Regions from separate parts of the Homo sapiens genome. Here region 2 is linked to region 1. Evidence: chromatin loops called from intact Hi-C (ENCODE). Cell type or tissue: PC-3. All regions are shown on one strand. Each heading gives the region's core, and the rest is flanking DNA. Links, peaks and the distances in the headings are about the cores only.

Region 1 (8,338 bases), core at 274-8,273:
TAGTACCAGGACACTACTGGGAGGCTGGGACCTGACTGAAGCCCATGATGTCTGTGGCCTGAGGACAGGGTATGTTGGGGCCATAAGGTCTGGCCACCAATGGCCATTGGGTCCTAGGGCCTCAGTCCCAGTGTTTGCCCTTCCCTGGCTCCTTCTGGTTCAGTCCCATTAGGGCCCTGGAGCCCAAGACCCAGCACCCAAGGTCCCCTCCAGGAATCCTGGCAGCTTGGCTTCCTTTATCATGTTTCATCTGAGAGCAAAAATGTCAGATCGCCCCCCCTCTCCCTCTCCCTCTCCCTCTCCCTCTCCCTCTCCCTCTCCTCCCTCTCCCTCTCCCTCTCCCTCTCCCCATGGTCTCCCTCTCCCTCTCTTTCCACGGTCTCCCTCTGATGCCGAGCCAAAGCTGGACTGTACTGCCGCCATCTCGGCTCACTGCAACCTCCCTGCCTGATTCTCCTGCCTCAGCCTGCCGAGTGCCTGCGATTGCAGGCGCGCGCCGCCACGCCTGACTGGTTTTCCTATTTTTTTGGTGGAGACGGGGTTTCGCTGTGTTGGCCGGGCTGGTCTCCAGCTCCTAACCGCGAGTGATCCACCAGCCTCGGCCTCCCAAGGTGCTGGGATTGCAGACGGAGTCTCGTTCACTCAGTGCTCAATGGTGCCCAGGCTGGAGTGCAGTGGCGTGATCTCGGCTCGCTACAACCTCCACCTCCCAGCCGCCTGCCTTGGCCTCCCAAAGTGCTGAGATTGCAGCCTCTGCCCGGCCGCCACCCCATCTGGGAAGTGAGGAGCGTCTCTGCCTGGCCGCCCATCGTCTGGGATGTGAGGAGCCCCTCTGCCTGGCTGCCCAGTCTGGAAAGTGAGGAGCATCTCTGCCCGGCCGCCATCCCATCTAGGAAGTGAGGAGTGCCTCTACCCGGCCGCCATCCCATCTAGGAAGTGAGGAGCGTCTCTGCCCGGCCGCCCATCGTCTGAGATGTGGGGAGCACCTCTGCCCCACCGCCCCGTCTGGGATGTGAGGAGCGCCTCTGCCCGGCCGTGACCCCATCCGGGAGGTGAGGAGCGTCTCTGCCCGGCCGCCCCGTCTGAGAAGTGAGGAGACCCTCGGCCTGGCAGCCGCCCCGTCTGAGAAGTGAGGAGCGTCACCGCCTGGCAGCCACCTCGTCTGGGAAGTGAGGAGCCCCTCCGCCCGGCAGCCACCCCGTCCGAGAGGGAGGTGGGAGTCAGCCCCCGGCAGGCCAGCCGCCCCATCCGGGAGGGAGTGGGGGGCCAGCCCCCCGCCCGGCCAGCCGCCCCGTCCGGGAGGTGAGGGGCGCCTCTGCCCGGCCGCCCCTACTGGGAAGTGAGGAGCCCCTCTGCCCGGCCACCACCCCGTCTGGGAGGTGTACCCAACAGCTCATTGAGAACGGGCCATGATGACAATGGCGGTTTTGTGGAATAGAAAAGGGGGAAAGGTGTGGAAAAGATTGAGAAATCGGATGGTTGCTGTGTCTGTGTAGAAAGAAGTAGACATGGGAGACTTTTCATTTTGTTCTGTACTAAGAAAAATTCTTCTGCCTTGGGATCCTGTTGATCTATGACCTTACCCCCAACCCTGAGCTCTCTGAAACATGTGCTGTGTCCACTCAGGGTTAAATGGATTAAGGGCGGTGCAAGATGTGCTTTGTTAAACAGATGCTTGAAGGCAGCATGCTCATTAAGAGTCATCACCACTCCCTACTCTTAAGTACCCAGGGACACAAACACTGCGGAAGGCCGCAGGGTCCTCTGCCTAGGAAAACCAGAGACCTTTGTTCACTTGTTTATCTGCTGACCTTCCCTCCACTATTGTCCTATGACCCTGCCAAATCCCCCTCTGCGAGAAACACCCAAGAATGATCAATAAAAAATAAAAAAAAAGTCAGATTGGATGCACAGAAAAATGGCCCAAATTGTTTAATGACTAGAAGAAATATAGGAGCAGCAAGAATGTGATGTGAAGAGGGGAGGGCCTCCATGACCGGTGTCTGCAGAGCCAGGGGTACAGGCACCCAGTGTTGTGGCCTGGCACCACTGGCCTCTCAGAGGGTGGGTAGCACACTGTCCTTACCCGGAGGACAGCAGGCCTGATCACCAGCTTTTCTACCTGTCCCTGTAAGCATCACGTTGCTAGAAGAAAATCTCATGCCAGAGCTTGGACCATCCCTAGCTCAGAGGTTAGGGGTTGTCTCTTGGTGACCTACATGAAAAAATAGGTCCAGATCAGAGTTCCTGATGCAGAGCACTCATCCACTCTTTCAATCGTTGGAGGAGAGGCCTGGTTTTAGGTAAACCTAACCTCTTTGAGGAACCACAGAGCCCAAGACTGGAAACCTTCAGAATCTGCTGGCCCCCAACCCTCCCTGGGGACCCCTGTGGCCTGTCTCACCAGAGCACTCTTCTGTCTGTAGATGTCTCAGCGGCTCTACAAGGGAGTCCCATTTCAGGTGTGGGGCTGGGCATGGTCACTCCTGCTGGATGTCTAGAAGATGGAAACTAAGGACCTAGGAAAATGCCAGATACAGCCTTTCCACCCTCATCCAGAGCAGGACAAACAGGCCAGGTGGTGTCAGGAGCCCAGGTCTCCAGCTGGAGGGAACGTCAACCCTGCAGTGGGAGCAGGGGCCCATCGCACATCCTAGGCACAGATGCTAATGTAGGCACTGCAGGTAAGCTGGGCTTGGTACCCTTCCCTGGCTTCAGAAAGAAGCCAACAAGGAGCGTTTTGCAGAATGAAACCTCTTTTCCATCCAGAAGCACTGCTGACTGTAGGTGGTTGCCGTTTGTGGCAGTGAGCATTTTGTCCATTCTGAGGTTGGATTGGTTTCTTCTTTTGGCCTTGCCCTGCCCTACAGACCATAAAGGAGAACAGCAAGAGGCCCCCAGCAAACATCCACAGATGGCCCTGGACATCAGCCACATTCTGAGAAACATGTCATGTTCTGGGAGGGCTAAGGCATCAAGTTAGGCCTACGGGGCTGGATGATCCCAGGCAACGTGGGGCAATCCAGAGCCATGGGGGCTTTCCATGGGAATTGGGAGGTCCCAAGGCAGAGTCAGAGGTTCCACAGGAGGAGTCACAGAGTCACCAAGGGCTCTCCTGGCCCAGGGAGCAGTCAACACCATGGACTGAACACCTGCTGGGCTCCAAGCCCTGGGCCAGGCTGCCCATGTGGGGCCAGGAGGCAGCTCAGAGTGGGAGGCAGAGAAGTGTGCTCAGAGGGCACCTGTATCTGGATGTAATGTGGTCCTGAGACTGGCTGGGAAGTGCTTCCAGGGTATCATATGTGTTATGCAGTTACTTCCTCTCCCCAGCCTTACCCTGTAGGAATTCTAGTGACTATGTTGCCACCATCTTGGAGCTCCATGCCCTCATAGTGTAATGGCACCAGCAGATCTGCCTGTGCATGGACTTCCTGTACTACCTCACTCCTGAGGGGAGATGTTTCTGCAGGGCCTATGACCTGGTGCACAACTTTAGACACCATCATCCTGGAGCAGCACTGCACCCTCACTAGCCAGAGTGTTGACATCCTCAAGGCCAGGGCCACATTCAAGACTTTGGACTTCATTGATGCACTTGTGCTGAGCAAGGTGGGCATCTCTGGTATCTTAATTCAGGAGGCAGAATACAGCTTGAGATCAGGTGTCTGATCAAAGAACTTGAACTTGATCTGGAGGGCTCTGGGGAGCCATGGAAGGTTCTGGATAAAGGAGGGTCAGTCAGCCACGTTTTAGAAATGACTGTGGAAGTCTTCCTGGAAGGAGTGAACAAGAGCCAGGAGACCAGGGAGGGAGCTTGTGGGGCAGGTCTGGAGATGGCAAGGGAGGGATCCTGCTTGGATGAAAAGTCTTCAGGGACCATCTCAGGTTACACTCAGGTGCCCTCTGAGTTAGTGTGTTCTAAGTAAGGGGTTTTAAGCCTCCTATTGTGGCTTATCCCTGACAGTGTCAGCACCAGCTCCCCTAACCCCACAGCTCAGGGTCCACTTTGCTTCTGTATCCTGCATGTTCCCCTTTCCTGCTGAAAAGCAGATTCCCCAATGAGCAGCAGAATCCTGTTTCTCCCTGCAGGCCCCTCTGCTCCATATGAGTGGTGTTTTGTGGGATTCCTCCCTTGGTTTTGGATGAGAACACCCTTTCCCGTTCCACAGGGATTGTTTCTGTGGACCTTACCCCAGGTTTTCCCCTGGTCGGGCACCGGGCAGGTGGGGGTGGTGGGACCAACTCTTTAGAACCAGCAATGTCAAACAGATCCCACTCAGGGGAAGTTCATGCTAAGTGTCATGGGTCCTATGGAATTTTCTGAAGCTTTCCTTTTCTCCCCCACCTTCAACCAGCTTATCTGATCTCCTGGGATCTCTACTAGGATGCTGGCAGCCCAGCCAGCTGGTCTGGCCCTGGACGTGCCTTCAGGTGCTGGTTATGCTTTATGACCTGTGTTGTGGTGAGTGATAAGCAGCACCTGCTTCTAGCTTCACTTTTGGGCCAGATTTCATCCCCACCGTGGTTCTTCATTGCAGCTGCTTTCTGCTCCCTCTATGGACCCTGCATGGAATTGCCCCATGTTTCTGTTTGGGCACCACTGAGGAAGGAAGCATGAAGGATGCACAGGTCAGGCCATTCTGTTGCCCACCTCGTGCTGGGTCTTTACTCCTGGGATGGCTTCAGGGGCAGCTCCTTTTCCATGCCTCCCCCCACCCCACATCTCTCAGGTTGCTGCTCACAGGTCACCTCTTGGAGGGGTCTCTCCCTGTGACTGTGTTTGGAACAGCTCCCTCAGTTTCTTTCTAGCTCATCTCACTCTGGTAATGTCTTTCATTACCACCACCATCTGACCTAGTCTTATGACCTGTTAGCTTCCTTCATCAGACATGAGCACCAGGATGGCAGGGGCCTCATCTGTCTTGTTCCTCCTGTGGCCTGGGTCCTAGCACCATGTCTGGTACAGTGTAGATGCTCAAGGGAAGTTTACTGTTGAAGAACTGTCTACCTGGGAGAGGTTACTGTTAGTCTAAGCTGCACTATTTGGTAAACCCCTTGATGTTTTGCAGATCCTGGTCAGAGTAAAACATTCCATGGGAACTCGGGCTGTGAGAAACATCCTAACCACCTGACTGCAGAAACATCCTTATCACATCCTGCTGGGCAAGGGCCCAACAGCCTGACTTCAGGAACATCCTTATCATCTTCTACTGAGCAGCAAGCTATACTGTCCAGAGCCCTCCCTCCCAGCCCCATGATTACCCCAGCCTGTAAGTGGCAGTGGGCGCTGACACTAAGCTGGTTTCCCCCTCCGCAGGGTTTTGCTAGTAATAAACCTGTGTTGCTGTTGAAGCGGCCAATCTCTGTGTGTGTGTGTGTGTGTGTGTGTGTGTGTGTGTGTGTGTGTGTGTCTGTGTGTCTGTGTGTGTGTGTGTGTGTCTTTAACTCTTGCCTTGCCTTCAAATCCTTACAATAACTCCACTTCTCCATTTCACCATGGAGGATACGGGACTCAAGGAGAGCAAGTAACTTACCCAGAATTACACAGCCAGTGAGTCACAGAGTCTGAACTTGAACTCAGTTCAGCTGAATCCAGAACTCTCATCTTCCTGAGAGTGCAGGAAAGGAAAGGTGGATATGCAGCTGGTGAGCAGCCCACATGCTTTTTCTAGGAGACCCCAAGGTGGGCTCCTGGGAATTGTGTCTTCATGGTCACAAAAGGACTGCTCACCTGCGCTGTGCATCAGCTAAGTGTCCCCATTGTCCCAAATCTGCATTTCTTTTTATTCTTTTATTTATTTTATTTTGAGATAATGTCTCACTCTGTTCCCCAGGCTGGAGTGCAGTGGTGTGATCTCAGCTCACTGCAACCTCCACCACCTGGATTCAAGCTATTCTCCTGCCTCGGCCCCTGAGTAGCCGGGACTACAGATGTATGCCCAGCTAATTTTTGTACTTTAAGTAGAGATGGACTTTCACCATGTTGGCCAGGCTAGTCTTGAACTCCTGACCTCAAATGATCCACCCACCTCAGGCTCCCAAAGTGCTGGGATTGCAGGCATGAGCCACTGTGCCAAGCCTCAAATCCTCACTTCTTTTCAAAGATTTTTTTTTTTTGAGATGAAGTCTCACTGTTGTCACCCCGACTGGAGTGCAATGGTGCGATCTCGGCTCACTGCAACCTCCACCCTCTGGGTTCAAGCAATAGTAGGACATCCTAGTATTTGTGACAATGTGGATGAACGTGGAAGTCATGCTAAGTGAAATAAATAAGCCACACAGAGAGATAAATATTACATGGTCTCACTTATACATGGGATCTGAAAAAGTCGAACTCATGGAAACCAAAAGTAGAAGAGTGGTTACCAGCAGTCAGGGGGTGAGGAAAATGGAGAGATATTGGTTCAAGGGTACAAATTTTTAAATATAAAATGAGTAACTTTCTGGAAACCTAATGTAGAACATAGAGACTCTAGTTAATAATAATGTATTGTGTACTTGAAATATACTAAGAGAGTAGATCTTAAATATTTTCACCACAAAAAACTCAGGAGGCTGAGGCAGGAGAATTGCATGAACCTGGGAAGCAGAGGTTGCAGTCAGCCAAGATTGTGCCACTGCACTCCCAGCCTGTGTGACAGAGTGAGACTCCGTCTCAAAAAAAAAATGCTATGTATGTTAATGGGAATGTTAATTAGCTGGGTTGTGGTAATCATTTCACAATGTATACACATATCAAAATATATTGTACACCTTAAAGACATAATTTTTACTTGTCAATTATATCTCAATGAAGCTAGCCAAAAAAAAAAAAAAAAAAAAAATGCATCCCAGCCTTGGGCAGTGGTAGACAGTGGATTCAATGGTTAATAGGATGATACGGCTGGGAATGACTCTCAGAAACATGAGGACTTGGTTGGATGGCTAACCATCCCCAGTCAACCTCGTAAAGAGGAAGGCAAGAGGCCTGGAGCCAGACCCCAGAGTTAAAATCCCAATCCAAAGCAAAGTCTCATGGCAAAACATTGGTTGATATCATCTTTCTTTCTTTCTTTTTTTTTGAGACAGAGTCTCATTCTGTCACCCAGGCTGGAGTACAATGGCACCATCTCAGCTCACTGCAAGCTCCGCCTCCCGGGTTCACGCCATTCTCCTCCTGCCTCAGCCTCCGGAGTAGCTGGGACTACAGGCACCCACAACCATGCTCGGCTAATTTTTTGTATTTTTAGTAGAGATGGGATTTCACCGTATTAGCCAGGATGGTCTTGATCTCCTGACCTCATGATCCGCCTGCCTCGGCCTCCCTAAGTGCTGGGATTACAGGCATCAGCCACTGCGCCCGGCCGATATCATCTTTCTAGAGCCAACGACAAGAGCAGCACTTATTTCCTGTACCATGAATTTGTGGGATGATTCAGACCAAATTCCTCAGCCCTCTTCAGGACATTTTGGCTAACTGAGGTCTTCTTGTCATGTTGGAGAAAGGGAGCAAGATGGGGATTCTGCACAACTCAAGCCCCAACATGTGGGGACAGACTCAAGTAGATCACCACTGAGGCTTTTTGTGGTAATGTGGATACTGGGAAGCCTGAGGAAGGCTGTGGCCACAAACAGGCTCATTGAATTTACCCCTTGAAATCTGCACAGAACTTGGACAGCTCACTCCCCGATGAGCCACCACATTTATACCTGCAGCTATGACCTTTCTCTTGAGCCTCAGACCCTTATATCCTCCTGAGCACTGGTTATTTCTACTTTGATATTTAAAAGGCCCCTGAAAACTAACTCCTCTGAAACTGTTCATGTGGACAATTGACGTGTCAGAACCAAACCTTAGACTTCTCCAAACTTACTGTCCCTCAGTACCCCTTTGCTGTGAAAGCAACATCATCCTGACAGGTGTTCAGAATACAGCTTTGTGGTATTTCTTGACTTATTCCCTGGTTGTCTCTTCTCCATCCCATCAGCAAAGCCTCTATCCCTACCTTCAGGATGTGCCTGTGTCTTACCACTTCTTTGCCTTCATGTGTTCTTGGCACCATCACTTCTTGACAGGATGACTGTGGCTGCCTACTAACAATATTCCTTCTCCTGCCCTTGCACCCAGTCTGTGCTCCAGCCAGCACCAGAATAGCCTCCCAGGTCACTCCCCAGCTCAAAACCCCAATATATTTCCACTCATCAGAGTAGAAGCCAAATTATGCCCATCACCCATGAAGTCCAGGCTGAGCTGGCCACTGGTTATCTCTCTGATCTAACTCCAGAGCTGGGCCTTCGCTCACTCTGCTCCAGTATAAAAGGTCACCTTGCTGCTCCTTGAATGCACGAAGATGCATCT
Region 2 (8,338 bases), core at 249-8,248, 80 kb before region 1:
CTGTCACCCAGGCTGGAGTGCAGTGGCGTGATCTCGGCTCACTGCAATCTCCACCTCCTGGGTTCAAGCGATTCTCATGCCTCAGCCTCCCAAGTAGCTGGGATTACAGGAGCACGCCACCACACCTGGATTGGTTTGTATTTTTAGCAGAGACAGGGTTTCACCATATTGGCCAGGGTGGTCTTGAACTTTGGGCCTCATGTGATCTGCAGGCCTCGGCCTCCCAAAGTGCTGGGATTACAGGTGTGAGCCACAATACATCCGGCCTATGTATTGTAATCTTTCAACTAACAATTTAAAAAATTGAAACAAACAGATATAGCTAAAAAGCCAGCAGAAGAGAGAAAACAGAAGACTAAAAAATAATCACACTAAAGAAAGAATCAAGAAAAAAAGAAACAGAGACAGAAAACAGATAGCAACAGGGTACACTTAAATCTAGTCATTTCAACCATTACATTAAATATAAAAGGGCCCAGCCTTCATAGCTCACGCGTGTAACCCCAGCACTCTGGGAGCTGAGGTGGGAAGATGACTTGAGACCAGGAGTTTGAGACCAGCCCTGGCAACATAGTGAGATCCTGTGTCTGCAAAAAAAAAATTTAAATAATAAAAAATTAGCCAGGCACAGTGCCATATCCCTGCGTTCCTAGCTACTCAGGAGGCTGAGGTGAGAGGATCCTTTGACTCTAGGAGTTCAAAGTTGCAATGAGCTATGATCATGCCACTGCAGCCCAGCCTGTGTGACCGAGCCAGACCCTGTTTCTAATACATAAATATAGAAGGACTGGATATCTCAATTTCAAAGTTCAGATTTTCAGATGAGATTAAACAGTAAATAAATAAACAAGACCCAACACTATGCTGCTCACAAGAACCACATTTTAGATACAGACACAACATTTAGGCAAAAGTATAGATGTAAATGTGCCATGCAAATACTAATCCTAAAAGAGTTGGTGTGCCCATATTAATATTAGATAAAGTCTTCAGAACAGGAGTACTGCCAAAGATAAAGGTGTCGAGTCATAATCAAAATAGGCCAGTTCATAAAATTAACAATCTTAAATGGGTGAACCTAGTGAAACTTCAAAATGTGTGAAACAGACATCAACAGAGTAAAGGTGACGATCATCAGATCTGCTTTTCAAGTGTATGTGGAACATTAATCAAGATAGATTAAATACTGGACCATAAAATAATTCTCAATAAATATAAAAGGATTTAAATCATAAATCAAAATTTTGCTCAGAGTTTGTACTCTGAGCAAAATAGGACTACATTAAGTCAATAACAAAAATATATTCAGAAAAACCTTAATATTTGGCAATTGAGCAAATAACTTTTAAATAAAAATGGATATAGGAATAATTCTCAGATCTATATTTAAATTTTTAAATTGTGTTAAAATTTTAAATTTAAGTATATAATTCAGCAGCATTAAGTACATTCCCAGTTTTGTATAACCAGCATCTTCATTTCTATCACAAACAGAAATAAAGTACCCATTAAACAATAACTCAGCCTTGCTCCCTCTCCCCAGTCTCTGGGAAACACTAATCTTCATTCTATTTTCACAAATTTGCCTATTCTAGATATTTCATATCAGTGGAATAATAGAACATCTGTCCTTTCGTGTCTGGCTTACTTCACTCAGCATCATGTTTCCAAGTTTCACCCATGTTGCATGTATCAGAACTTCATCCTCTTTAATGGCTGAATAATATTCTATTATTTATGTATCATATTTTGTGTATCCATTCATTTGTTGATGGACACGGGTTGTCTCTGCCTTTTGGCTATAACAAATAATGCTGCAATTAACTTCGGTGTAAAAATATCTGTTCCAGACCCTGCTGCCAATTTTTTGTGTGTGAATAATGCCTAGGAGTGGAATTTCTGGTTCTCCGTGTGATTCTGTGAGGAACCACCAAATTGTTTTCCACAGCAAGTGCATCATTTTCTATTCCTAGCAGCCAGTTCACGAGGGCTCCAATTTCTCCACCTCCTTAGCAACATTTATTTTCTGTGTCGTTGTTATGAAAGCCTTACTAGTGGATGCAAAGTGGCATCTCATTTTGGTTTTGTCTTGCATTTTATTAATGAATAACAAATAATCGCTTTTGATTACTAATTCAGTCTCCTAGGTTATAGGTCTATTCAGATTTTCTCTTTTTTCTGGAGCCACTTTGGTAGTTTATGTCTTTCTAGTGATTTGTCCATTTCATCCAGGGCACCTAATTTGTTGTTGGACAGTTGTTCACAGTATACTCCTGTAATCCTTTTGTATTTCTGTAAAGTTGGTAGTAATGGCTCTGCTTTCATTTATTATTTTAATAATTAGTCTTCCATCTTTTGCTCAGTCAATATAGTGAAAGGCTTGATCTTTCAAAGAATCTATGTTTATTTATTCTACTGCTCTCCAACCTTTTATTTTATTGATTTATGCTCTAATTATGCTCTTTATTATTTCTTTCCTTCTGCTAGCTTTGGATTTAGTCTTTTTTTGTTTTCTTCCACTGCCTTTAGGTATAGAGTGCGGATATTGATTTGAGATTTTTTCTTAAAATGTAGTTGTTTATATCCATACATTTTCCTTTGAACTCTACTTTCACTGCATTCAATAAGTTTTGGTATGTTTTGTTTTTATTTTAATTTGTCTCAAGATATTTTATAATTTTGCTTGTAATTTATTTTTTCACTCACTGGTAGTTGAAGACTGTATTGTTTAATTTCCACATTTTCATGAATTTTCCAGTTTTCACTTATTTATCTGTTGTTTCTTCCATTGTGGTTGTAAATTATATTTTGTATGATTTCAAACTTTTAAAAATGATTAGGACATATTTTGTGGATGAAGATATGGCCTATCCTAGAGAAAGTTCCACATAACTTGAAAAGAATGTATATTCTGCTGTTGTTGGGATGGACTGTTCTGTATATGTGTATTAGCTCTCAGTGGCTTCTACTGTTGTTTAAGTCTTGTATTTCTCATGAAGCTTCTGTCTGGTTTTTCTATCCATTAATTAAAATGAGGTATTGAAGTGTCCAACTGTGACTATAGAACTGTGGGTTTATCCTTTCAATCCTGTTAATTATTTCAGCTTTACTGAGGTGTAATAGAGAAATAAAAATTGTACATGTGATGCGTTTATATGCACATTCTGAAATGATTACCAAAATGAAGTCAATGAACATGTTAATTACCTCACAGAATAGTTACCTTTTCGTGTGCATGCGTGGGATAAGAAAACTTAACTCTATCCCCTGTGACTGCAGAGTGGCCATTTCAGCTGCTCCAGGCTCAGGCAGAGGAAGACCAGGGCAGGTGGCACCACCAGGGGGGCCCTCAGGCCTGGCGCGCACGCATTCCAGAGGCCACCCAGACCATGCTCCGCTGCCTGGGCGCCCAAGCTGCAGTCGCCCTCTGTGTGCAGGCAGCAGCCTCTAGGCAACTCCTGGGCCCGCCCGCACTCCCCACATCTCGGAAGCAGGGCCAGATGTCCCTGTGGCTGCGGCCGAGCCAGGCGGTCTGCCCTGCAGCAGCTGCACGGGGGCGGGAACCGGCCCTCAGCCCCATCCCCGGTGGCTGCAGAGGGCCCCTGGCTAGAGGTCTCGAGCTCTGGCAGAGGAGGAGCCGGGAGGGGGCAGGGTCTGGCGGGCTCTCAGGCCAGGGGCACCCGCGATCCAGAGGCCGCCCAGGCCATGCTCCACCACCTGGGCGCCCAGCTACAGGCGCCGGGCAACTCCCAAGCTGGCTGGCGCGCCCAGCCTCGCAGAACCGGGGCTAGATGTCGCCGTGGCTGCGGCCAAGCCAGGCGGTCTGCCCGGCGGCGGCTGCACCGGGGCAGGAACCGACCCTCAGCCCCATCCCCGCGGACGGTCCCTGGAGCGGCCCCGATCTCTCTTCGGAGAAGAGGGGCGGGAGTCACGGCCAGGCGGGAAGGGATGCGCGCCTGAGATTCCGGAACGTCCCGCGCCAGCCCAGGAGAACCCGCAAGCCAGCGGCGCCTGAGCCCGAGCTGCAGTCACCCTCTGCGGGCCACGCGAGCTCGAGGGCGCCTTCCGGAGTCCGGGCTGGCGCTGAGCTGTAGGCGCGCGCCTAACCGCTTTACTGGGCTCACTCTATCGAGAGGTCGGAGGCTGCGAGTGTCGCTGCTGAAGGCTGTAGTGGACCGGGCTGGATCGCGGATTCTGAGCTACATCGCGGGTTTGGGGGTGCATCTTGGATTTAGGGGTGGATCGCTGGGTGGGGAGGGGGATCTCGAATTTGGAGCTGGGTGGGGGTGGAAAGGCCACGAGGAGCCGCGGCGTCTCAGGAGCGGGTGGTGGGCATCTGAGAAGTCGCCACCATGAGGAAGCTCCTCAGTTTTGGGAGACGCCTGGGCCAGGCGCTCCTGAGCTCCATGGACCAAGAGTATGCGGGTCGGGGGTACCACATTCGGGACTGGGAACTGCGGAAGATCCACAGGGCGGCCATCAAGGGCGACGCCGCAGAGGTGGAGCACTGCCTGACGCGCAGGTTCCGGGACTTGGACGTCCGCGACAGAAAAGACAGGTAGCGGGGGCTCAGCCCTCGGTGGGAGGGGGCCCCCAGGCCCGGTTTCCCCGCACCGCCTGAGGCGGGGTCGTCGGAGTTCGCCGGGACCCTGGGAGCCGCGGAGCCAAATGGAGCCTCAGCTGCTTTCCATCGCTGGGAATTTCCCGCCTGTAGCGCTTGGTGGATAATTGGAGTGATTTAACTCACAAAGTTAAGCATATCTACGTTTAAAACATGGAGCCATATACATGATAGGGAGGTGCCTAATGAGAACTCATTCCCATGTCAAAAATACCATGAGCCATTTTCAGTAGGCGAAGAGTTCTCAGATAAAACCCTGTGTCGGTTTTACATCCAAATCCACCTAGGTAGATAGGTTCTTTACTGGGGCTTCTTAGAGGGACACTTGGAAGTGGGAGGTGGGTTCCTTGAATGAGAAGACTCAGTTTTCTCAAAATGTGAGCTCTTAATATGTTTATCAGTTTTACATAAACCGAATGAAAATATCAAGGTTTTATCATTTTTGCATGACACTTGCTGTCTGTCTTACCATTGTGATGACATTTTAAAATGTTTATGATGGAGTGAAAAACGACTTGCTCCTCTAGATATCAAAACGTGCTATTAATTCCCACAATTAATTATTTACTAACAGCTACAAACACATATAAATAAATGGAACAGAATAGGAAATCCAAAAACACTGAAATATATGTAAGATATATACATAGGGATTGATAATGGTAACATTTCAGATGAGTAGGAAAGGACGAGTTATTAATAAAATGCCTGCTGTGTGAAGAAAACTAATGAAATTTTATGTCACAAAAATGAGTTCCTGATGGAATACAGACTGAAATTTTTACATATGCAAAATTAGAAAAATACCAGAAGAAAACACAAAGACTTATTTATACAGGTACATTTTACGTTAACAGTGGCCTTCCTAAGAATGACCTCACAAGCAGGCATTCTGAAGGTTGATTTAGCAAACTAAAATTAAAATCCCCTGTGTATCAGAAAAAAATTAACAAAAGATAACACACTTGAAAAATATTTACTATATATATTTTTACTAATATATAAAAATATATATTCAGATGAAAAGTGTATCTTCATCCTACAGGGAATTTATTCTTTATTAAATATAATATATATATTACTGATTATATGTATAACAAATTGTATATATTAGTAACATAATGTTATATATATCAGTTATACATATATACAGATAAAAAGCACATCTTTATTTTACAGGGAATTCTTTCCAATCAAATCCACAAGAAAAGAACTCTAACAGTGAGCAAAGTACTTTTTGCAGATCCACAAGTTACTTATTTACATAGGAAAAAATCCTTAGTGTTTCTCCTAAGAGAATTTAAGTTAAAAGAGGAATGAGACTGTTTTCTATCCACAGTGTTTGTGAGAATAAAGAGCAGTGGCACTTACACTGCTGCTTGAAGTGTAAGTTGCTGATGACTTTTCAAGTGGATAATTTGGAGATAATTACCACATTTTAAAAATGTATATGCCCTTTACCCATCAACTCCATTGTATTAAAATACCTTCAGAAAATACAGATACATGCACTTTTTTTCCCCAGCATTTATGTTAACAAGAACCCATAGAATGGGTATGTGGCCATTGAAGGTGGCAATAGGTGGAGAAGTATGTTGATATGTGAAGATGCATTTTGTTACAGCCAGTGAGGAAAAACAAATCAGTTTGCTTGCACATACACACAAACATACTATGGTCTTGTGTTAGGCAAAACTATGCACAAAATAGGATAAAATTTGTAACTTCTGAGCATTTGTATTTTAAAGTTTTTTGTTCCTTTTTCTTACCTTTGATTTCTGAAGTGAGCATTTATAAAATTTCTAGTAAAAATTTATTATTAATGGAATAAATTTTGGGAAGAGAGAAATGTGAATCTTGTACAGATAAAAATAATTTCTCACTATTTTTTATCATTATTGTGAGGGTTGTTATCTTGTTTGAACTTTTAGCTTCTTCAGAAGTAAAAAGGGAATCTTTTTATCTGTGCTTGCAGATTTTATGTATATACTTTATTATGTATATATGTTTTTCTTATGTATAGATTCATTACATATAGGCAAACTGATAGATTAATCATTTCATTATAGTTGTCTTATCAAAATAACAAATAGCAAATATTATTACTATCACAAAAATATTGGTTTATAGAAGTTGTATTTAAAAATTTTGAGCTCCCCAACTGTATTCTATCAATCCATTTATTCATCAAACATAACCTGAATATGTTATGTAGCAGACATTTTGCACTATCTCTCAGGATGCTTCCATACTTAAAAACTTTATGTTTACCTGTTCTGCCTGAGCAAGATGAGAGATTTAAAATGGGAATAGTAGGACTTAATCTCATTGAAGCTTTTTCTCCCACCTTTCAAGCAAAAGCATTTCTGAAGGTAGAAAACAATAAGAGATAACCTTTAACTGCCCTTTTGAAAATTTATCAGTCTTAAATACTAATATTAATCATTGGAAAGTCTGATTTGCATATATTCTGTAAATCTTAAGTGTTGACTAAAATGAGCCATACCTATTCATCTCAATCATGAGTTTCCTTTAGCTTCATGTTTCTTTTTTTGTTTGTTTGTTTGTTTGTTTTCTTTTTGCGACAGAGTCTCACTCTGTCGCCTAGGCTGGAGTGCAGTGGCGTGATCTCAGCTCACTGCAACCTCTGCTGCCAAGGTTCAAGCGATTATCCTGCCTCAGCCTCCCGAGTAGCTGGGATTACAGGTGCCTGCCACCACGCCCAGCTAATTTTTGTAGTTTTAGTAGAGACAGAGTTTCACCATGTTGGTCAGGCTGGTCTTGAACTCCTGACCTAGAGATCCACCCGCCTTGGCCTCCCAAAATGCTGGGATTACAGGCGTGAGCCACCGCGCCCGGCCAGCTGCATGTTTTTAAAAATCAAAGTAAGAAGTAATTTGTTTAAAAAATATGTTGTTATTTCAGTGCTCTTTCCCCATGGTACTTTTAGGAATTAAAATGTATTTAAGTGTCAGTTAGATGCCTAGAACGGCCCTAGACCTGCTGTGTATACAGTATTCTACTTAATGTAAGGCCTCATGGATTGTGTGATATCCTACTATTTTCTACATTAATGAGATGATTTTTAAATGCTACCAATTATAGTTATAAAAAATTATGAATTGTAAATACCGCTCCAATATGAGATATGCTAAAATGTGACCTAATCTTTAAATCATCCTGCAAAATAGCAATAATTGTATCATTTTACTTAATTAAAATGTTTTTGTTAAATAGTAGTAATATAATTATAACGTCTGGCTGGGTGCGTGGCTCACACCTGTCATTCTAGAACTTTGGAAGGCTGAGGTGGGAAGTTCCCATGATGCTAGGAGTTTGAGACCAGCCTGGGCAACAAGGTGACATTCCTACTCTACAAAAAAAATTTAAAAATTAGCTGATCATGCTGGTGCACTCCTGTGGTCCCAGCTATTCAGGAGGCTGGGGCAGGAGGTTTGTTTGAGCCTACAAGTGCCAGGCTGCAGTGAGGCATAAATACACCATTGCACTCCAGCCTGGGCAAGAGAGCAAGACCCTGTCTCAACAAACAAAAGTCTAACAGTTATTGAGTTGTTGCTTGTTCTGGAAACAGTTCTAAATGCTTTATGAAGATTTTCATTTAAGCATCACAGTGGTGTCCTGTGAGCTAGCTGCTGTTGTCATCTTTATTAATGAGGAAATTCAGGCACAGAAAGGCTAAGCAATAGCTGGTAGGTG

Evidence for each region. A loop is a pair of places that touch in the nucleus more often than their neighbours do. Peaks named below come from ENCODE experiments on the same cell type or tissue, not always from the same donor. Only the 100,000 strongest peaks of a DNase experiment are listed, where the experiment ranks them.
Region 2: it touches region 1 in a loop (31-fold over the local background); 3 of 110 quality-filtered maps call a loop at or near these places.

What each region holds. Positions count from the first base shown.
Region 1 is chr9:33,599,942-33,608,279 of GRCh38, forward strand. It overlaps the pseudogene CYP4F26P. Among named protein-coding and RNA genes, the nearest start is that of PTENP1-AS, 73 kb to the right of the region's middle. RefSeq lists an enhancer at 73-1,013. In PC-3, for the core only: a CTCF peak has its summit at 4,553; no DNase peak of the experiment used is centred there.
Region 2 is chr9:33,520,138-33,528,475 of GRCh38, forward strand. It overlaps ANKRD18B (ankyrin repeat domain 18B), which reads left to right and starts at 4,114. Exons shown (of 19, transcript NM_001393611.1): 1 at 4,114-4,558. The coding sequence starts at 4,353. RefSeq lists an enhancer at 3,481-3,530. In PC-3, for the core only: a CTCF peak has its summit at 3,345; a DNase peak (open chromatin) is centred at 3,394; H3K4me3 peaks cover 2,874 bases.